Regions from separate parts of the Homo sapiens genome. Here all the other regions are linked to region 2. A link is a contact called in ENCODE Hi-C or POLR2A ChIA-PET data. All regions are on one chromosome and are shown on one strand. Each heading gives the region's core, a stretch centred on a gene start or an enhancer-like site at or near the end of the contact. The rest is flanking DNA. Distances are from core to core; before and after follow the strand shown.

Evidence for each region. Hi-C counts contacts between places; a loop is a spot of excess contacts on that map. ChIA-PET counts read pairs that join two places held with the same protein, here RNA polymerase II (POLR2A). Pooled maps may share reads with other maps.
Region 1: a pooled map shows a loop between it and region 2 (5-fold over the local background). The contact joins the enhancer-like site here to the promoter of TXNL1 in region 2. A Hi-C loop is called at or near these places in 3 of 50 pooled maps. POLR2A ChIA-PET finds 5 or more read pairs at or near these places in 2 of 52 experiments (activated CD4-positive, alpha-beta memory T cell and activated T-cell).
Region 3: a loop to region 2 is called in a pooled map, with 8 times the contacts of the local background. The contact joins the promoter of MALT1 here to the promoter of TXNL1 in region 2. A Hi-C loop is called at or near these places in 1 of 37 single-sample maps with no recorded cell type and 6 of 50 pooled maps. POLR2A ChIA-PET finds 5 or more read pairs at or near these places in 1 of 52 experiments (T-cell).

What each region holds. Positions count from the first base shown.
Region 1 is chr18:54,282,706-54,287,540 of GRCh38, forward strand. POLI (DNA polymerase iota) reads left to right here. Exons shown (of 10, transcript NM_007195.3): 6 at 132-310; 7 at 1,217-1,308; 8 at 4,576-4,706. Among named protein-coding and RNA genes, the nearest start is that of POLI, 16 kb to the left of the region's middle. RefSeq lists an enhancer at 2,505-2,694. Within about 2 kb of position 2,471, at least 4 of the 41 ENCODE cell types and tissues checked have a DNase peak (open chromatin) inside an H3K27ac peak, as active enhancers do.
Region 2 is chr18:56,636,847-56,641,443 of GRCh38, forward strand. TXNL1 (thioredoxin like 1) reads right to left here and starts at 1,746. Exons shown (of 8, transcript NM_004786.3): 1 at 1,497-1,746. The coding sequence starts at 1,594. RefSeq lists enhancers at 798-1,783, 1,565-1,624, 1,784-2,768 and a silencer at 1,775-1,984.
Region 3 is chr18:58,669,436-58,673,850 of GRCh38, forward strand. MALT1 (MALT1 paracaspase) reads left to right here and starts at 2,030. Exons shown (of 17, transcript NM_006785.4): 1 at 2,030-2,417. The coding sequence starts at 2,209. It overlaps MALT1-AS1 (MALT1 antisense RNA 1), which reads right to left and starts at 2,438. Exons shown (of 2, transcript NR_164150.1): 1 at 2,034-2,438; 2 at 574-1,373. It overlaps LOC105372146 (a long non-coding RNA gene), which reads right to left. Exons shown (of 4, transcript XR_935537.3): 4 at 3,178-3,424. RefSeq lists an enhancer at 1,349-1,608 and a silencer at 1,769-2,558.

The sequences.
Region 1 (4,835 bases), core at 1,221-3,720, 2.4 Mb before region 2:
TGTGGATAAGGGGGGACTACTGTATAAATTATAGAACTTAAAGATAAGATTGATATATTTATAATATTTTAATTAGCTTTGTTTTAAGGAGAAAAGCTATTTTAACATTGTATGCATTTCTTTTTATTTAGGTATTGGCTATAAAACTGCCAAATGTCTTGAAGCACTGGGTATCAATAGTGTGCGTGATCTCCAAACCTTTTCACCCAAAATTTTAGAAAAAGAATTAGGAATTTCAGTTGCTCAGCGTATCCAAAAGCTCAGTTTTGGAGAGGATAACTCCCCTGTGATACTCTCAGGACCACCTCAGGTACATGATGATACTTATTTTAATTAAGTACTGGTTATCACATTATTTGAGATAAAGATTTCTAGTTTTAGTACCATGTTCTTACTATTCTAGTTTGCTTAGTATGTGATCCCTTTCCTATTAGAAGGCTGATTTATTATTAATAGATTGGATTAATAAGTATTCTTAAATGGAATCTTAAGCATTGATATTTTGATATCTTAAGTTAGCTACTATGATTGAAGACAGTGCAACTTAATTTTAATAGCCTATAATGCATATATGAGGCAAAATATTTTAATCTGTTAAAAATCTTGTTTTCAGAGTAGTCCAGTGATTTAGCAAATGGGAAAGGTATAATCACCCAGTTAACATTGACTGATTTTTTTGCTATGGGACAAGCACTTTACTGAGTGCTTTAAATATGTTAGTCCATTTAATCTTCACAACAAAGCATCAAGGTAGGTAGTACTGTTGTTTGTCCATTCCTTCTTACTTCTCTTCTTTCCTTCCTTCCTTCCATTCTCTCTCTCTCAAGATGAGGATACCGTACTTTAGAAAGGTTAAATAACTTGTCCAAGGATAAACTTAGATTCAAGTCCTAGGTGATTAAGAACTCTTGCCATAATCATACAATAAAGCTTGGAGTTGGTACTAGAGCTTTAGAGTTTTCATAACTTTGAATTATTTTATATTAACTGTTTTATATTAACTGTTAATACAGTAATATTTTATATTAACTTTCTAGTGAGTACAATAGCTTGCAGATAAAAAACTGTTAATATAAAAGTGAACTAAATGGCTCAAACTAAGGACAAGAGGTAAGTTAGTGAAGAATGTATTGAATATTTATTTGACTGTACACTGATAATAATTAGATATAGTTATTTGAGTTTGTGCTAATCCTTATTTATGCTTCTTTGATAGTCCTTTAGTGAAGAAGATTCATTTAAAAAATGTTCATCTGAAGTTGAAGCTAAAAATAAGATTGAAGAACTACTTGCTAGTCTTTTAAACAGGTGATTTTCAATCCATTTTGCCAAGTCATCCTATGTATTCATTCTATATACGGTATGTGGAAAGAATATTTGATGTTCCATCTTGGAACTGACAGATTATCTGGAGACTAAACAATGTAAAAATAATTTATCATGGGATTTCTCTGCTTTATAAACTGTTGTAAAGATGGTAATAGGGGGTCTTACCTAAATTGAATTCATTGGTCTTAATTCTGTTAACACTGTGGTTATGCTATGGATCTAAAGCTGCAGATAGTTACCTAAAGGGGTTTTATGGATATTTCTAACATTTCTAGACTTATTCTGGTCTTCAGGTGAGAAGAAGAAGTTTTAATTTTTCCCTGTGGCAATTGCAAAGCCTCTGCCCTCAACCTAATAGTTAGTTGCATTTCATTAAGTTAGTACCATGCTAAATACAAATACATGCGAAATACAAAACCCGTGAAATTAACCATTTATCTGTGCCTCTGCTAATAGTTACTTGCATTTCATTAAGAAGAAAAAAATGCAAAGAGGAATAATACTGTCATAATTCTAAAACTCCTGATACAGGAACAACTATATAAATTTGTGATTGTTGAGGATAGGAAATTATTAAAGTAACAGTGATGGAAGAAGCAGAAGAACCCTTGTATCTCTTTTGCCTCAGACTGTAAAATAAAATGGAGTCGAAGGAAAGAATGGCTAGCTGGCGCTGTGTGTGAGTAGGGTGAGTGACTGCAGGTGTGTGCAGGGTTTCTGATCTGTATGTAAAGAGTATCAACTGGGGTTATAAATATATGAGTAGTACAAGATAAACTGAAAAGGAAATTTAATTTTGTGGTGCTCCTTGTCATTATACATGTATTTCTCAATATTCCATATTCCACAGATGAGTATTATCTGTTTTCGTCCCATTTCTTTGTTTCTCCTCTTCTTGTTAGAAATTTCTCAAATTGTGGTTTCAGGGCTCTAACAGTTTAGAGTAGGTGTGCTTCTCTAATGATTCTAGGAGGACTAACTGTATTTAGAGAAAATGGTTTTTGGTTGGTTCTAAGTCTGAGAAAACTGAAGAAGTGAAATTTCCTCCAACTTTGCTGTCGTGTGCAATGTGGCACTCAAATGTCTTGAGCAGAGCCATGCAGCTCATTGTTGGCTGCATGCAGCTGGGGCTGGCTGTATGACTGGCCTCCCGTGATATGACTCAGGCTGGGCCTGCGAGTATGCTAGTGAAACTGGGTCATTTGCTTCAGCTAAATAGAAGACTACCCTGAAATGCCTAACCTTTGGAGACAGTTCTTCACATAGAAAAACCACAAGAAGTATAAGTTTTACAGGTTCTCTTATTTGAAGAGTCAACCCAGAAGTGAGACCAGGTGCTCTAAACCTGTGACATACAAAACCTGTGAAATTAACCATTTGTCTGTATCTCTGCTTCCCGGCTCCTTTTCTCCCACACCACGGGCCCTTATTTCAGTGACTGAATTATAACACCATCTAAGTGACTTGCAAAAAAAAAAATTACAGGAGTGTGTGTGTGTGTGTGTGTGTGTGTGTGTGTGTATTTGTGTATAATTAGTTTTGTTTTCTCTAGAGTATGTTATGATTAATACTATAGGTATGTAAGAAATGTAAAACCGTATTATTTTTAATCCATCCTCTAGGCACTAGTTTAAGATTGCTTACGATACAGCCTTTTTCTAATGTGTCTTAATTAGCATATCATACTCTTTGAATTGCATAATTAATATAACACGTTTAACTGGAAGATATTTAAACTAGTAACCATTTAAGGTATTTTATCCTAGTTAAGCAGCCATCGAGAAGTTTTGTCACAAAGCAGTAAGAGATAGAAAAAATTATTTACTACAGAACTATTTAATTTTTTATGTTTTTGCGATAGGGTCTTGCTCTGTCACCCAGGCTGGATGGCAGTAGTGCAGTTAGGGCTCACTGCAGCCTCAGCCTCCTGGGCTCAAGCAATCCTCCCACCTCAACCGCCAGAATAGCTGGGAAGGCACCTGCCATCAAGCCTAGCTAATTTTTAAATTTTTGTAGATGAGGTCTTGCTATGTTGCCCAGGCTGGTCTTGAACTCCTGGGCTCAAGTGATCCTCCCACCTCAACTTCCCAAAGTGTTGGGATTACAGGTACGAGGCACCGTGCCTGGCCCAGAACTATTTTTTTCAGATCAGAATCTTCAAGTTGAGTGTGTTTAACAATGTGCAATACTTGCATTTTATGTTTGAGATTTGGTTTTATATGCATTGCCATGTGTATAAAAAGGGAAATGTTATCCTTTAATGACATTTTTTCCAGTACTACTTAAGTGAATTTGTCATATCACTAAAACCTTTGTTTCAACACCAAAACCAAGACATTTGCATGAAACTCTTCTAAAAAATGCATGTACTCATATTGTATATTAATTATATACTAAATATAGTATATGCTCTTTTAAGATATTGCTCTAATAAGCTATCATATAATGGTAATAGTGATTACTCTTTAACAAAAGTAATGTCATTTTGTAAAAAAAAATCTTTTTTTTGGTAATCTCGTAAGAAAAAAGTTTGAAAAAAGTTCTTTTGTTATTTTTCACTTATTTGCTTTTGTCAGTGAATGATTCAGTTTCTTAAATTTCCTGCTGATTTTAATTTGTTGCCTTTTGGTTAGGTGTGTTGGCTTACGTCTGTAATCCCAGCATTTTGGGAGGCTGAGGTGGGGGGATCACCTGAGGTCAGGAGTTCGAGACCAGCCTGGCCAACATGGCAAAACCACCTCTCTACTAAAAATACAAAAATTAGCCAGGTGTGGTCACACATGCCTGTAGTCCCAGCTACTCAGGAGGCTGAGGCAGGAGAATTGCTTGAACCTGGGAGGTGAAGGTTGCAGTGAGCTGAGATTGTGCCACCACATTCCAGCCTGGGCAACAGAGTGAGACTCCATCTCAAAAAAAAAAAAATTGGTTGCTTTTAGTTTTGTTTTGGATCTGTATTATAAAACAGTTTGTTATGATTGTATCTTATATCTCTTCTATTTCTGACAGCACTCAATTCTGAGTGAGGCCTGAGAGCTTGACATCTAAACATTCAGAGTTTTAGTGCATAGACTTTGTGATGATTATTTGGATACTCAGGGACCTTTATTGCTTACTATTTTGTTATCTGCTATATGTATAATTGTCATATTTAACAAAATCTGGCACCTTTAGATAAATGAGATGTTACATAATTTAAAAAGGTAATACTTTTCTAATTCCTTATTTCCACTTTCTCTTTATTTTTAGAGTATGCCAAGATGGAAGGAAGCCTCATACAGTGAGATTAATAATCCGTCGGTATTCCTCTGAGAAGCACTATGGTCGTGAGAGTCGTCAGTGCCCTATTCCTTCACATGTAATTCAGAAATTAGGGACAGGTATGGACTAGTTTTCCAACAGTTTCATTAGCAGGTTGAACTCTTAAATAAGCCAACTTTGAATGAGAAATATGCTCCAAAAATGGAGGGTCTTCACAGGGAATTAGCAAGCAATTAAATGCTTTTATT
Region 2 (4,597 bases), core at 496-2,995:
GGTGAGGTTCCTTATTGAAATCCTATCTTCCCTTTTCTACTGTGGCCTAGATACTTAATGTACTACAGGTATTCCCCTATTATTAAGAATACAGACATCACAAAATTGCTAAAAATGAGAAGACACATTTATAGAATTCTAACATTCCTTTTAGGTGTTTTATATATATGACATCACTTATCCTTTTAAATTTAGTAAATGCAAAATTCCGTATATCATATGGGTACTCTAGCCCACCATATGAAATGCAAGGTACTATCCTTTTTCAATTCAGTGTAAGAGAGACTGGTCCAAAAATAAGTCTTAACTTGTTTTCATATCTATCTGCATCCATTCCCTAAAACGATATAATCCTAATGCCACCATTTATATACTCAACATTTAGTGAACCATCTAGTAGAAACTTTGTTTTTTGCTCTGAAATTCAAAATGGAATTTTGTGTTTATACAGTTATTTGGACAAGAAAGTGTGTTACATAAACAGTGATACCAGCAGTAGACTGCTCCAAGTTAGATGTATAAATAACGCCAAGGGGTCAAGGAAAATAAAGCGGAAACCTCTCATACTTCTAACTAAATACTATCGACATACACAAGGAGAGATCTGTGAAACACACACACACGCTGAAATCTTGGTTCTCAACGCCGAGTTCCAACATGTCATTCTTACAAAGGAACTTTACTACACATCCACTATAAAAGGTCCACCTTTTCTACGACCTATAATTTTGTTGATATTTACCAAAGACAGTTAACATTTTTCAAGATCCCTGTCCTCTTAAGTGAAAAAACAGAGCCGGGTCAAACTAAGACATCCGGCCAACTGTCCACCTGAAATATATTATATATGTACTGTCGTGTGTGACCAGTTGCAATCGCATACATAGGGGAGCCTAAGCTACAAGTTAGTGGCCGAACGAGGAAGAAAAAAGTTCAAATAATTTAAAAAGCACCCTAACCCAACGTTAACTTAGTTCGAAATGCATTAGCAGAAATTCAGGACTCAGAGCTACGCATATTAGTTAGATCGCCCCATCTGAATCTTCAAAGGCTTTAGAGAGATGTAGGTGGTGAAGAGAAACAAAGTGTTCGGTAAATTAAGCTTTTGGAGCTCTGGAGATGCAAATGACAGCTGGCTCTGCAGAAAGAAGGGGTCAGGCTCAGGCAAGGGTGGCTGCGGAGACTCCCACAGGCTGGAAGGAATAGGGGCGGGCCACCCCCAAAACCAGTTTGTCAAAGAATTGAAAAGGAGCAGGTGAGAAATCTCCTGAGCTGGAGAAGCCGGCCAGCCAGGCCCCCGAGCCCGTCTAGGAACCCCTGTGCATAAATGGGGGTTCACACCCGAGAAACGAGGCCTAATTCCGGCAGCTCCTGGGGCTGCGGCGACTGCCGGACACTCCGGGGCAGCAGACGGCTAGGAAACCAGGGCCAACAAAGAGTGAAAGGAAAGCAAGGAAGGACAGACGGGGACCCACAGAGCTCGAGCCTGGCCTCACCCTCTCATGGTGAACTTGACCACGGCGAGTCTGGAGCCCGCGCCGCTCAGCTCTGGCTGGAAATCCGGGTCGCTCCCGACGGGCTTCACCCCCACCATCCTCACAGAGAGCCCGGCAGGGTGGCCGCGACGCCACTGGCTTTGAAACTGAAGGAGAAGACGATCTGGGAGAGGAAGGAGAGATGCTCAGGAAGGCCGAGGCCTGGACAGAAGAGGTGGCGACCGCCGAGTCTTCTCCCGGGACTCTCAGTGCCGAGTCACGCCAGGGAGCGGAGCGGCCGAGGGGGCGGGGAGGGATGGGGGAGGGGAGAGGAGGAGGATGGGAAGGCGTGCGGCACCCAGCAGCCACCGCGCGGCAGGGCCCCCGGCGTGACGTCATTTCCGCGTCGTCCGGTTTGGCCTTCAGCGCCCAATCCCAAAACGCGAAGCGTAGTCCCACCCTCGACTGAGTAGCCTCGCGCTAACTTGAGCGGCGCAGGCGCAGAGGAGACGTGTAGAGGTCACGTGCGCAGGCGCAGACTGAGACTCAAAAGTTGGCATATGCATCCGCGTTTCCCAGATCTGAGGCTTTTACGGAGGAGGTTTCTGATTTGTAACAGTAGAGAGGAAACTCGTTTTACCCCGGGGTTCTTAGCTGCTGTCCAGGGCACCCACTGGAAGTACTTTGAAGATGCTCCTGTACTGTATTCGGGGCAGGTCTACATACAAGACAAAATAACGTTTAGGAATATTTATTAACAGACTTAATTACATATGGGGCGCTTTCTGTGCAGTCATTCAGAAAGTATCGTGCACCTGTCTTTAGGTTTTGACCAAAAAGATGAAGACACTATCCCTCCTTTAGGAAGTTCACGGTCTAGTGACCGACGCAAACAATAATTTGAATAGGAAGCGGTGGAGACTAACGAGATGGAAGGGTGGGGCAGGGTAAACTTGCTAGGAATCTGACTCCTGGATTGAATCTTTAAAGAGAAGCAGGGGTTAGATGGATGGTGAGAGGTAATATTCCAGGCAAGGGGACCACCAGGTGCAAATGCATGAGTTGAGAGGGTGGATAAGAAGAATAGCTAATATTTACCACATGATGTACCAGGCAAGACATAAGTTCTTTATATGTGTACTAGTTCATTTAATCCCTGTGAAGTAGGTTCTGTGATTTCAAGTCAAGGCAGGCTAACGCCAGTGTACTCTTTTAAATATTAGGCTAGGTGGCAAATTATCTGTCTTTGGATTTAGCTGGGGAGATGAAATTGGAGGGAAGGCCAAGGTCAGATAATGACTAGCTAAGGAATTTGGATTTTGTCGGGAAGAGAATGGAAAAATCATTTCAGGGCAATTTTGCAATTACAAGTGTGGTGAAACTCCCGTCTCTACCAAAAATACAAAAAAGTAGCCGGGCGTCATGGCGCGCACATGTGGTCCCAGCTACTCGGGAGGCCGAGGTGGGAGGATTCCTTGAGCTGGGGAGGTCAAGGCTGCAGGGAGCCATGATTGCGCCACTGCACTCCAGCCTGGGCAACAGAGCCAGACCCTGTCTCAAAAAAAAAAAAAAAAGGAAAAAGAAAAAGTGTCTTCAGAAAAGCCCTCAGGTAGCATCAAGGAGGATGGAAGGCAGTGAGATCCATTTAGGAGGATACTGTGGTGATCCAGGAACTAAATTAGGAAAGCATCTGCAGTGGAAATGAAGAGGAAAGAACATGTTTGAGAAACAATTATTGGTCCAATTTAGTGAGATGACAGAGGAATTTAAAATAACTCAAAACATTTCAATCGTGTAGCTTTTTAAAAATGAGTTAAAATGCCTGTAGGACATCCAAGTGAGAGATATAGTAGATCGTGAGAGGGATGAGCCTGGAACTAAAGAAAAAGGACTAGGACGACGTTACAGATTTGAGAGTCATCAGATTGGGTGATAGTTGAAGCCCAGGACATGTGAAAAGAGAAAGCTAAAGGTGTTGCAGAAACATATTAAAATAATTAATTCTTAACTGAACCCAGCCACACCAGAGGCACAGTAATTACATTCCTTTTTCATGTGGTATCAGCACATTGTAATGGTTTTAATAGACAGAAGTCCCCATAATAAATATTTGCTTTTTTTTTTTTTGAGACGGAGTCTCACTCTGTCGTTCAGGCTGGAGTGCAGTGGCACAATCTCAGCCCACCACAACCTCCGCCTCCTGGGTTCAAGCGATTCTCCTGTCTCAGCCCGCCCTGGGTAGCTGAGAATACAGGCACACACCAGCACGCCTGGCTACTTTTTTGTATTTTTAGTAGAGACGGGGTTTCACCATGTTAGCCAGGCTGGTCTCAAACTCCTGACCTAAGGTGACCCGCCCGCCTCGACCTCCCAAAGTGCTTGGATTACAGGCATGAGCCACCATGACCGGCCTTGCTACTTAAATTTTATGGCCATGCACAAACTACTAACCTCTCAGAACCTCAGCTTCCTTGTCTGTGAGCCTTGGATTAATAACACCTGCCTTCTAGGATTGTGATGGTAAAAGGTTATATTGGATGATGTTTATAAAGAACCAAATCATAAGATACTTGATAAAAATGTTTATAAACAGTGGTGTCTATTCAGCTAGTCAGCTAGGGTTGCTATAACAACTCAGTCTTTGGCTATAACAATACCAAAGACTGAGTGACTTAAACAGAAGAAATGTATTTCTCACAGTTCTGGAGACTTGGAGTCCAGGATCCAAGTGCTGCTGGTATTGGTTTCTCCTAAGGCCTCTCTTCTTCACTTTTAAATGGCGGCCTTCTCACTGTGTCTTCACATGGCCTTTTCTCTGTGCACACACACACACATGCACATACAGTACTAGTCTGTTTCTCTTCCTTACAAGGACACCAGTCCTATTAGATTAAGGATCCACTCTGATGACGTCACTTAACTTTAATTACCTCCTTAAAGGTCCTATCTCCACTTAGCGTCATATTGGGGGTTGGGGCTTCAACCTATGAATTTGGGTGGGGTGAGGGAGCACAATTTATCCAGAACAGATGGATTATTATTATTCTCAACTGTCCTTCCAGTTTTGCCTAAGAAGCAAGTAGAAGTGGTCTCCACTACAGCAGCTATAGTAGATATGAAGG
Region 3 (4,415 bases), core at 780-3,279, 2.0 Mb after region 2:
CGCTATATAACACTATTAGGTACTATTATTTTCCACTTTTTACAGGTGTGGAAACTGAAGCTCAGAGAGGTTAAGTAGATCACCTAAGTTCCACCACTAGACTAGTAAGTGGCAGCAACATCAAGTTTCCAATTCAGGACTAACTTTAAAGGTCACATTCTACTATACCATTATGCCCATAAGAGAACCACAGGAGTGAAATTATGTCATAGAAATATTAACATTTGATTGAGGAGAGAAAAAGACCAGTCAAAAAAGGTAATGTCAGTTTGGGTAGAGGATGGAGGGTGGCGGGTAGTGACTGGATAGGGTATAAAATTGCTAGGTGGAAAAAAAGGTTGGGAGTAGGGTAAAACGAGGGAGGCAGTCACTTGGGAAGCCAGGGTGGGGGCGTACAACTCGAGGTCAAAACAGTGCCCAGCTGAGCTATATTGGCTAAGAGTAAATAACACTGGCACCCATTTAACTCGTATGCACACGAGAGGTTGCATAAGCAACGCTTTGTACATGGCAGACTTTTCTAAGAAGTCTAAATTTAGAAGACCTCTGTTGAATTTAAATTAAAAGGCAGGATTCCAGTAAAGACTAGAAGATTTTATTTCCATAATTGGCACATGCAGGTAACAGATCCTCAGAAAATATTTGTACAGTAATTGAGGACAAAACAGGAAGGCACCTGAAGCGGTTGGGAAAGGCTTGCCAAGTCAAACTGAGTATGAAACGGCACTTGTATGTGTAAGGGTAATAGCATTTACTGAGTCATCTACGATGTGCCAGTTACCGAGTTAAGTGCTTCACATACATCAACTCCTTTAATTCTGGCAACAACTCTATATAAACTGTATTGTCAGTCCTGTGTTAATAGATGAGGCAGAGAAATTAAGAAACTTATTCAAGCTCCTAACACTTGAATCGAGCAGATCTTTCATGCTCTTAGCCATCTCACTGCAGTCTGAATTCTTAACTTATGCTAGAGTGAAGTTTAATGACTGCTTGTGCTAGAATGTGGTGGAGACTGTATGGCGCACCTACCTCGCCAACATGTATAAGAATATAGGTATCCAAATTACTGGTCAGAAAATCCTGCGGCCTTGGGTGATGAAAAGCTAATGGCAACAGAAATTGGGCCAGGAAGCCTCGTGTAGGGAACTACCTGACTGGTCACATTTCGTAAGTTACTTCCTTTTTGTCCCAAACGAAGCCATAGTTTTCAAAGGGATAATGGCCTTGGATGTTGCTAAGATTGGCAGAGAGAGCTCAGGTGTCGTCCATTCCGGATCATTCCAGGGAAAGGCATCCTCTACAGGGTTGCCTGCTTTGATGACGGAGATTGCGGGCGGCAGTCTGACGCGGTGTAAACCAGATGATTCCTGCTAAAAACAATCATTTCCAAGATCTGATTAGCCCTAAATATGCCACAGCTCAGTTTGCAAAGTAGTAATTGTTTAAAAGTCTAGGCAAAGATTTTGGCCAATTCCAACTCAAGTATCCGGATCTCCAGCACTACTTCCCTCTAGCAATGCCATACACATCTAACCCTAAAACGAGGAAGCGTCCGCTGAGGTTGCCCACTGCAGGATGCTGGTGTGTCGCCGGGCACATGAAAGTCCCTGAGTCAGGGGAGAGCGCTCGCCGGGGACTGCGGGCGGGAGCCGGCGACTGAGAACCGCTTGCCCCGCTCTCTGGCGTGAGTACGCAGGCCTCCTCCCACGGTCTCAGGAAGCCCAGACGCCGCAGGCTTCCCCGCCGTAGAGGAGCTGCCGGGGCGTAATTCCTCCACCGCTTCCTCCTCCAGCTGCACCCACCCGTCCTTTCCTGCTCGGGAGGGCTGGGTTTGAAGCGCGCGCCACGGCCAGCCCGGGACCGCGGGGGAGGGCGAGGGAGGCGCGCAGCCGCACGCACGCAGTAGGCAGCCCCGCCCCGCCCCTCGAGGCCCAAGGTCCCGCCCCTCGAGGCTCCGTGCCCCGCCCCCCGGGTGCCCCGCCCCTTTGCGCGGCTGGCGCGGCCAGCAGGCCAGGCTCCCCTCGGCAAACCTGTCTAATTGGGGCGGGGAGCGGAGCTTCCTCCTCTGAGGGCCGTGCCGCGCTGCCAGATTTGTTCTTCCGCCCCTGCCTCCGCGGCTCGGAGGCGAGCGGAAGGTGCCCCGGGGCCGAGGCCCGTGACGGGGCGGGCGGGAGCCCCGGCAGTCCGGGGTCGCCGGCGAGGGCCATGTCGCTGTTGGGGGACCCGCTACAGGCCCTGCCGCCCTCGGCCGCCCCCACGGGGCCGCTGCTCGCCCCTCCGGCCGGCGCGACCCTCAACCGCCTGCGGGAGCCGCTGCTGCGGAGGCTCAGCGAGCTCCTGGATCAGGCGCCCGAGGGCCGGGGCTGGAGGAGACTGGCGGAGCTGGCGGGGAGTCGCGGGCGCCTCCGCCTCAGGTGAGCTCAGGGCCGCGGCAGGCCGGGCGCGCGGGTCGAGCGGGGTGGGCTGCGGTGGGGAGGTGGGGGCGCTGTCGGTGGGGCTGAGCGCGGCGGGGGCCGCCGGCGTGAGTGAGCGGAGGTGGGGAGGACTTCGGTCATTGAGGCGGAGCGGAACTCAGCAGCTCCCCGGAACGCCTGGGGTTTGAGAGCGGGGCCCAGGGCTCTGGAGGGTGGAGGCAAAAGTGGCCCAGCGGCTGCCTCGCTCCCTGTTCCCACCCCCGCCCCTGGTGAAAGGGAGAAGTCGAGGTTGACCCCGGAGGATAGTGAGAGAAGGAAAGCTGTCAGGGGACCCCTAGGATGGGGCAGTCATCCAGAGGACTTAAAATGCAAAAGAAAGGGATGTGGACACTGCTCTGGGAGACCTAAGGAAGGCTGGGAAGAAGCGCAGGCGAGGTGATGAATGCAGAGGGTGGGGTGCAGGAATTCATGAACATTTTGCAAGGTATTGGGAAAGACTGACGCCGAACTCATCATCTCCCTCCATCAAACCAGGTTACCACGTTCTCTTCTTGACTTCACCATGAACATGAAACTCGAAGTAAAACTATTTTCCTTGTTAGGTTTGGAATGGCTGTATTAGGGTTCCTGAAGTTTTGGTCTCGAGACTCCTTTACCCTCTTAAGAATTATTGAGGACCCCAGAGAGCTCTTATGTGGGTTAGAGATAATACATACATGTAATACATACTGATATTTACCACCTTTGAAATTAAAGCTAAGACATTTAAAAAATATTAATTTATTTAAAAAGAATAACCCATTATATGGTAACAGAAATAATACTTTCGTGGAAAAACAAATTTTCCAAAACAAAAAAGTCTATTAGAGAAGTGGCATTGGTTTTCATTTTGAAGATCTCTTTAATGTCTTGGCTTAATCACAGAGCTGGATTCGTTTATGTGCTTCTGCATTCAGTCTGTCGCACTATTACAGGTCACAGAACGCTGGAAACTGCAGTGTCCACTCCTGAAAGAATGAATGAAAAAGCTAAATAAAGTCTTAATATTGTTATGAAAAATCTTTATGACCTTGTGGACCCCGCGAAAGGGTCTCAGGAACTGCACTAGGGGTTCCCAGACCCCACTTAGAACCATTACTTTATACCATTGTTGTAACTTTGGCCTGCCTTTGAACCCCTTAGCAGTTTTTTGAACTTCTCAAATGACAAAGATTTGTCTTACAGTATAATTATTTGTACACATCTTTATAAATGCCTTAAGAACAAAAACTGTCTCTTAATATTCTGTTATGTATAGAGGTTAGTAAATACTTGATGAGAGGAAAGTCATTCATTCAAAATGGTATTTATTAAGTGCTTATTATTTGCTAGAAATTTTAGAAGATAAAAAACTAACAAATATTCAATTCCTAATCATAAGGGTTTATCCAGGAATGGACTATTATTTGGGGACCTTTACAATAACATATTAAATGCTGTGTTGGGTATGAATGATAATGGATTTTTATCTTTTATTGAGGACATGGTATGTACCACAAAATATACTAAATGTTTACATGCTGCTGCTGCTGCTTCATTCTTCTTTATTCTTCTTATTTTTGCATTATCTTTTTTTTTTCCGAGATGGAGTCTTGCTCTTTCGCCCAGGCTGGAGTGCAGTGGTGTGATCGTGGCTCACTACAACCTCCGCCTCCCAGGTTCAAGCAATTCTCCTGCCTCAGCCTCCTGAGTAGCTGGGATTACAGGCGTGCGCCACTACAGCCCGCTAATTTTTTTGTATTTTTAGTAAAGACGGGGTTTTGCTGTGTTAGCCAGGCTGGTCTTGACCTAAGGTGATCCAGCCGCCTCAGTCTTCCAAAGTACTGGGATTACAGGCATGAGCTACCCTGCCTGGCCACATTATTTTCTTAAACCCTCCTGACAACTCTTGTTTCAGAGTTTGGGATTGAGGCAAAGGATAATAGTGACTTGGGATTATTGCTTGTGCAAAGGAGTAAT